Linked DNA regions of Homo sapiens: regions 2 and 3 are each linked to region 1. Evidence: read pairs that join two places in POLR2A ChIA-PET (ENCODE). Cell type or tissue: PC-9. All regions are shown on one strand.

Region 1 (2,500 bases):
GTAAGGTCGGGGAAGGCTGGGCCCTCCAACGCCGTGGAGCAGGGTGAAGGACAGGAGCTGCCCGGCTCGCTGTCTCAGGCTCCATTCTAAGCACTTCGCTTGTGTTCATGCATTTAACGCTCACAACTCTATCAAGTGGACTTCAATTATCCCCATTTTATTTTATTTTATTTTAGACGGAGTCTGGCTCTGTCACCCAGGCTGGAGTGCAGTGGCGCGATCTCACTGCAACCTCCGCCTCCCGGGTTCAAGTGATTCTCCTGCCTCAGCCTCCCAAGTAGCTGGGACTACAGGTGCCCACCACCATGCCCAGCTAATTTTTGTATTTTTGGTAGAAACAGGGTTTCACCATGTTGGCCAGGCTGGTCTCGAACTCCTGACCTCCAGTGATGCGCCCGCCTCAACCTCCCAATGTGCTGGGATTACAGGTGTGAGCCACTGCTCCTGGACACAATTATCCCCATTTTAAAGACAAGAAAACTGAGACACAGCAGTAGTGAAGTCGCGCAGCTGCTTACGCAGAGCCGGGGAGAGCCTGGGAATCTGGGCTTGTGTGAGGCTAATGCTGAGGAGAGAGAGGGCACTGGGTGCTGGGGACAGCTCTGAGTGCACCCCTGTGTTCCTGCAGAGTGGTACTTCATGGCCTTGGACTCCATATTCTTCTGCATCTACGTGGTGGAAGCCCTGCTCAAGATCATCGCCCTGGGCCTCTCGTACTTCTTTGACTTCTGGAACAATTTGGGTGGGTGCGGCCGGGGCCAGGCTGCGTGTGTTTAGTCTGGGGGAGGCTCGGGACGAGAGAAGGATGGGGAAGGGGGCGCTGGCGTTGGGAGCCCGCCAGGCTCAGGCACCCCGTGCCCTCAGACTTCTTCATTATGGCCATGGCCGTGCTGGACTTCTTGCTGATGCAGACCCACTCCTTCGCCATCTACCACCAAAGCCTCTTCCGGATCCTCAAGGTCTTCAAGAGCCTGCGGGCCCTGAGGGCAATCCGGGTCCTGCGGAGGCTCAGGTCAGTGGCCACGGCTCCCACCTGGGGTGGGGACTCCAAAGGAAGAGGGGACACAGACCAGGGCCCCAAAGAAATCCACTGTGACCTGCTCAAGGGATGGGGGCGCAGGAGGCTGCTGACCCCAGCCTGCTTCTGCCTTCTGTCATGCACTGGAATCAGCCCCTTCATTTTTCCAGAGAGGGGCCAGGACTCACCCAAGTCACCAACAAGTCAGGAGCCTCCTGCCTTCAGCGCCAGCTGTGGCTGCTGGGCAGAGACACACACCCCCGCCCCTCACCGATGACTCAGTCCCCACTCCTTCTGCCCACAGCTTCCTGACCAGCGTCCAGGAAGTGACAGGGACCCTGGGCCAGTCCTTGCCGTCCATCGCAGCCATCCTCATCCTCATGTTTACCTGCCTCTGTATCCTGGTGCTGCAGGGGCTGGGGTGGGGGCCTGAGGGGCTGCGGTGAAAGGGGTGCGGGGAGCAGGGATGGGGCAGGACGAGGGGCGCTGGGGTGGGGATAGCACTGGAGAGCTGAGTTTGGCCCTGAACAGCCAGTCCTCTTCTCCGCGGTCCTCCGGGCACTGTTCCGCAAATCTGACCCCAAGCGCTTCCAGAACATCTTCACCACCATCTTCACCCTCTTCACCTTGCTCACGCTGGATGACTGGTCCCTCATCTACATGGACAGCCGTGCCCAGGGTAGGGCAGGCCCCAGGCTGCAGGGAGGGCCGGGGATTGGCGGGGTGGACCGGCCAGGGCTCAGTGACCCCATCGGCAAAGTGGGGCTTCTGATGCCTGCATGTCCGGGTATGGGAAGGGAGCAGGTCGTGGTTGGGGGTGGCGAGCACAGCCTGACTGTGCCCTCTGGCCTGCTCCCCCTAGGCGCCTGGTACATCATTCCCATCCTCGTAATTTACATCATCATCCAGTACTTCATCTTCCTCAAGTGAGGACTCACCCCTGCTCTGCTGCCCAGCACCACCCACACTTCCTCCTCTCCCCTGGGACCCTTACCCCAGCCCTCTCACCCTGGTCATGCCACGCTGAACCCACAAGAAGTACCGGGTGCCCCTCTCCTCTGGCCTCCTCGCTGAGGGCACACCCCTGTCCCTCTCCCCAGCCTGGTGATTACTGTCCTGGTGGATAGCTTCCAGACGGCGCTGTTCAAAGGCCTTGAGAAAGCGAAGCAGGAGGTACCGAGTGGGGTGGGACAGGTGGACCAGATCAGGAAGCTGGAGGAGTGAGGCCAGGGGCCTCCAGGGTTGAGCAGGCCTGGGACTCTGGCAGATCTGAGGCCTCTTCTTCCCAGAGGGCCGCCCGGATCCAAGAGAAGCTGCTGGAAGACTCACTGACGGAGCTCAGAGCTGCAGGTATGGGCCTGGCCCGCCCTGGCCCCACCTGCCCGTCCGCAGTGGGGGCCAGTCTCTCCATCCCCCTAACCTCCTTCCACAGTCACAGAATTCCAGACTCAGTTTTAGAGTTTTAGAATTTGAGACTCAGGA
Region 2 (2,500 bases), 720 kb before region 1:
CCATCAGGACTTCCGTAGCGTAAACCCACGTATTCAGGCAGCATGCAATATAGGCTTGATATATGGTGAGAATCCACTCTGTGCTAAGTGCTCTTCACTTTTTCTTATTCATCTTAAGCAGTTCTCCCAATTTTGTAATCTTGTAAGAAAGATGTTATCTTTGTTTTAGAAATGATAAAAATGAGAATCCAAGAAGAAGTTGTATGAATAAATCAGGCATGGTGGCTCATGCTTGTAATTCCAGCACTTTGGGAGGCCAAGGCAGGAGGATTGTTTCAGGCCAGGAGTTTGAGACCAACCTGGGCATTATAGTGACAGCCTGTCTCTACAAAAAAATTTAAAAATTAGCCAGGTACAGTGATGCATGCCTACAGTCCTAACTACTTGGGAGGTTGAGGTGGGAGGATCTCGAGCCCCTCGAGTTGGAGGTTGCGGTGAGCTATGATTATGCCACTGCACTCCAGCTTAGTGACAGAGCAAGACCCTGTCTCAAAAAAAAAATTAAAATTTTAAAAACGGTTTTTTGCTCAGACCTCATCCTCAGAACACTAGAATGTTAGAGCCAGAAGGGACTTTGGAAATTATCAGTTATCTATTAAGATGAAGAAATTTGAAGCCCAAAGAAACTAAATGACCTGCCCTTGGTTAAGGTCACCTTAGTTAACTAGGCCAACCAAGGAGGCTTTGAGTATGGCTCTCGATATTTTCAGCCCTGGCCTTCCAGGTCTCATTTATTGGCAGTGTCTGTAGGGAGCCAGTTATTTCCAGTCCTTAGACTGGGTGACATATTGATTCTGCTTCCATTTCTGCACCCACCTCAGAATTTATATTACTGTTTCATGTTGTATTAGTTCATTCTCATGAAGACATACCCGACACTGGGTAATTTATAAAGGAAAGAGTTTTAATTGACTCATTGTTCATCATGGCTAGGGAGGCCTCAGGAAACTTAGAATCATGGCAGAAGGGGAAGTAAACAGATACTTCTTCACATGGCAGCAGGAAGGGGAAGAATGAGTGCCCAGTGAAGGGGGAAGCCCCTTATAAAACCATCAGATCTCTTGAGAACTAATTCACTATCAGAAGAACAGGATGAGGGAAACTGCCCCCATGATTGAATTATCTCCGCCTGGTCCCTCCCATGACACATGGGGATTATGGGAACTACACTTCAAGATGAGATTTGGATGGTCACACAGCCAAACCATATCACATGTCTACTTTGGATATCTTGTTTATTCCAAAAAGAAACCCTCTGTCTGAGACACACTCCCTGCCCCCCTATAAGAAGAGCCCAAGACTGATTCTGACCCAAACTCAAGGGTTTGAGTGGAACCAGAACATCCTAGGGAGTGCTGCCAGATGAACAATGACATTTTAGGGACTGTTGAGCTTTCCTTTTGAATGTGCCCTCTCTGTGTCTCCTAGACACTTCTTAAGGCCCCACCTTGTTTCTTAGGCTCCCCTAGAGCTTTCAAATGCCCTAAAGAGGCTGACCCTAGGAACTTAAGTAGAAAATATCCTTGAGGTCCGCCTTTCCAAGCTGATGCAAAAGGAAGTCCATTTGAAGACTCCCTCCCCTGGGAAAGAACCAAGCAACTATTAAGCTGTTTCCCATCCAGACAGTAGGAAAGGGTTAACTGCTTCTCTCGGGTCCTGAGCAAAGTCTGTCCCATACCAGTTCCCATAACCGGGTTTCCTGAAATGGAGCAGGTCCCAGGTGACTCTCCACTAATCACATCCTTGGAAATGGGGCCATGAGGCTCAGATTAGCTCATCCCTTCACCTTCTTGAGGCCTTCTCCACCTGGAGCACAGAATCTGGGGCAGCTTCACCACTCACCTCCCTCTGCTTTCTTATCAGGGGTCAGACAGGGATGTTCTAGCAGAGGAATATTATTGGGCTAATGGGGGCAACTAGAGGCCATAATGGTGCTGACTTTTGTGCAATTCTTGGACTACAGCATCTGTTCTTCCCCTTTCTAAGACTTAGGGGAAAAGAGAGATTCTTTTCCTGGGACAGTACCAAAGTTTATATAACTCGAGTATTTCGTTCTTCACCCCCATTCCCTGTTTTCTTCCTCTCCTTGAATAACTGACTATGATACTGACTAACTTCCTGTTCTTCCTGGCCAAGTCACCCTTTGCACAAAGTCTGATTTCTCATCCACCAGTAGCAGGTGCTGGGCCAGCCCAGGAGATTTCATTCCTTTCCTATTATTGTCCAATTTTTCCTCTGCCTAGATAGCCAATAAAATCTACATCACAAAGTGGTTCTGCCCTGTGTAACTGGCTTTTTTTTGAAGGAGTTTTGTTCTTGTTGCCTGGGCTGGAGTGCAGTGGCAGGATCTCGGCTCACTGCAACCTCCATCTCCTGGGTTCAAGCTATTCTCCTGCCTCAGCCTCACGAGCAGCTGGGATTACAGGCATGCATCACCGTACCTGGCTAATTTTTGTATTTTTAGTAGAGACAGGCTTTCACCATGTTGGCCAGGCTGGTC
Region 3 (2,500 bases), 150 kb before region 1:
TAAAACCACTACTCTACGCTGTCTCTACACTGTCTCGCTCCATAAGATGTGCAAGACCTGCATGGAGTTGTAAGTTATACTGTACGTATACAAATGTCATTGTAAGACAAAAGAGATGCCATGTTCATGCACAAGAGACACTCTAGCATTGATACGTTGATTCTCCTCCAAATTGATATAAAAAATTAATACAACACCGATCAAAATTCCAACAGGATTTTCCACAGATGCTAATTCTAAAATTTATAAGGAGGAGCAGGCCAGGCATGGTGGCTCATGCCTGTCATCCCAACACTTTGGGAGGCCAGGGTGGGCAGATCAGTTAAGCCCAGAGTTCAAGATCAGCCTGGGCAACATGGCGAGACCCCATCTCTACAAAAAATTTTTAAAAAGTAGCCAGGCATGGTGGTGGCATCCAGTTACTTGGGATGCTGAGGTGGGAAGACTGCTTGAGTCTGGGAAGTTGAGGTTGCAATGAGCCATGATCACACCACTGTAAGACACTCCTGAAGAAAAGAAACAAGGTGGGGAAATTAGGCTATCAGGTATCTAGATTTACTGTAAAGAAACAGTAGTTGAAGCACTATGGTATTAGTGAAGGAACAACAAAAAGATCAATGAAACAGAATAGAGTGCCCAGAAATAATCCCACAATCATGCAGAAACAATATAAGAAAAAGGCAGTATTTCAATAACTGGGAAAAAAAATAAACTATGAAATGCAAAAAAGGAAAGTTGGATCCACACCTCACACCATACATAAAAATAGTCTTCATGTAGCTTAAATACTTATATGTGAAAGGCAAAATTTTAGAATATTGGACAATATTTTTATGACTCTGAGGTAAGAGTAGATTTCTAAAAATAAGACATTGAAAACAATGAGAAATCCAACTATATTAAAATTAGGAATTTCTATTCATCAAGAGACACCAAAAAGAGACTCAAAGGACAAGCCAAAGGCAGCTGTGGTAGCTCATGCCTGTAATTCCAGTACTTTGGGAGGCAGAGGTGGGAGGATCAGTTGAGGCCGGGAGTTCAAGTTCGAGGTTGCAGTGAGCTATGACTGCACTCCAGCCTGGATCACAGAGTAAGACCCTGTCTCAACAAAAAAAAAAAAAAAAAAGACAAGCCAAAGCCATGAACCCAGAGAAGACTGAAACTCCTAATACTGACAAAGGGAAAGAACTATAAGTCAGTAAGAAAAAGACTGACAAATCAATGGAAAAGTGGGCAAAAGACATGAACAGACGCTCCATGTTTCCGGAAGAGGAAACACTAATGGATAATAAATATACAAAAATATGCTCAAATCATTAGGAATCGGGGAAATGCAAATTGAAATCAAAATACCATTTTACACCCACAAATTTGGCAAAACTAGGTGTGTGTGAAGATGCGGCACGATGGGAACTCATATGCTGCTGGTGGGAGTATCAACTGGTACAATCACTTCAGAAACTATTAGGCATCATCTTTTGAGGCTAAACATATGTGAAGTCCATGATCCAGCAATTTCACTCATTACCAGATGACAAGGGTAAGTTACTCATCTTCCTATGTCTCTGCTCCCTCATCTGAAAAATGAGCATCGTAATAATACCAACTCATAGGGTTGCTCTTAGTGCCCATATATATAAAAGCACTGAGAACACTGCCTGGCCCATTATAAGTTCCTTATATACTAGACAATATTTGCACTGTTCTCATCAGAACCCAAGTGTACACTGTCAGAGGAGTAGACAAACCTGTAAATTCACACAATCAAAAGCGATCCAGCAATGAAAGTGAATGAACTAAGCTTAAGCTGCAGAAGACTACCTATAATATTGTACTATATCAAATTCAAAACCAAGCAAAAATAAACGATTAATTGTGCAGGGAAATACATATAGAGTAAAACTTTAAAAAAGAAGATGAAACCTAAATAAAGTGAGGCTGGGATATTTGAAGGAAACAAGGCAAGGATGTCTAGTGCATGGCAAATGACGACAGCTGTAAGATGTGACATCAGGCTGTGCATGGTGGCTCACGCCTGTGATCCCAGCACCTTGGGAGGCCAAGGCAGGTGGATCACCTGAGGTCAGGAGTTCGAGAGAGCCTGGCCAACATGGTGAAACCCCATCTCTACAAAAAATACAAAAATTAGCTGGGTGTAGTGGCGGGCACCTGTAGTCCCAGCTACTCGGGAGGCTGAGGCATGAGAATTGCTTGAACCCGGGAGGCAGAGGTTGCAGTGAGCCGAGACCATGCCATTGCACTGCAGCCTGGGTGACAGAGTAAGACTCTGTCTCAAAAACAAAACAAACAAACAAACAAAAAGATGTGAGGTCAGAGGCAAACGGAGCCTGGACTATGCAGTAGGGACCTTTATTTTGTTTATGATGGAAAGCCACTGAAGAATTATAAACAAAGGGGTGATAGAAAATGATTTGTGCAAGATCGCCCTGCTGCTAGGTGAATAATGGACAAAGAAAGGGGAGAGTGGAAACAGGAAAAC

The links. Peaks named below come from ENCODE experiments on the same cell type or tissue, not always from the same donor. Only the 100,000 strongest peaks of a DNase experiment are listed, where the experiment ranks them.
Region 2: POLR2A ChIA-PET joins it to region 1 with 10 read pairs; 2 of 35 experiments call an interaction of 5 or more read pairs at or near these places.
Region 3: POLR2A ChIA-PET joins it to region 1 with 15 read pairs; 4 of 35 experiments call an interaction of 5 or more read pairs at or near these places.

What each region holds. Positions count from the first base shown.
Region 1 is chr11:66,020,008-66,022,507 of GRCh38, reverse strand. CATSPER1 (cation channel sperm associated 1) reads left to right here. Exons shown (of 12, transcript NM_053054.4): 3 at 629-742; 4 at 865-1,012; 5 at 1,323-1,414; 6 at 1,554-1,697; 7 at 1,881-1,944; 8 at 2,119-2,191; 9 at 2,308-2,368. Among named protein-coding and RNA genes, the nearest start is that of CATSPER1, 5.2 kb to the left of the region's middle. In PC-9, no CTCF peak of the experiment used is centred here; a DNase peak (open chromatin) is centred at 1,287; H3K4me3 peaks cover 195 bases.
Region 2 is chr11:66,739,832-66,742,331 of GRCh38, reverse strand. It overlaps a transcript of SPTBN2 not described here. Among named protein-coding and RNA genes, the nearest start is that of TOP6BL, 3.7 kb to the left of the region's middle. In PC-9, no CTCF peak of the experiment used is centred here; no DNase peak of the experiment used is centred here.
Region 3 is chr11:66,165,960-66,168,459 of GRCh38, reverse strand. All of the region lies in intron 1 of PACS1 (phosphofurin acidic cluster sorting protein 1), which reads right to left. Among named protein-coding and RNA genes, the nearest start is that of KLC2, 90 kb to the left of the region's middle. In PC-9, no CTCF peak of the experiment used is centred here; no DNase peak of the experiment used is centred here.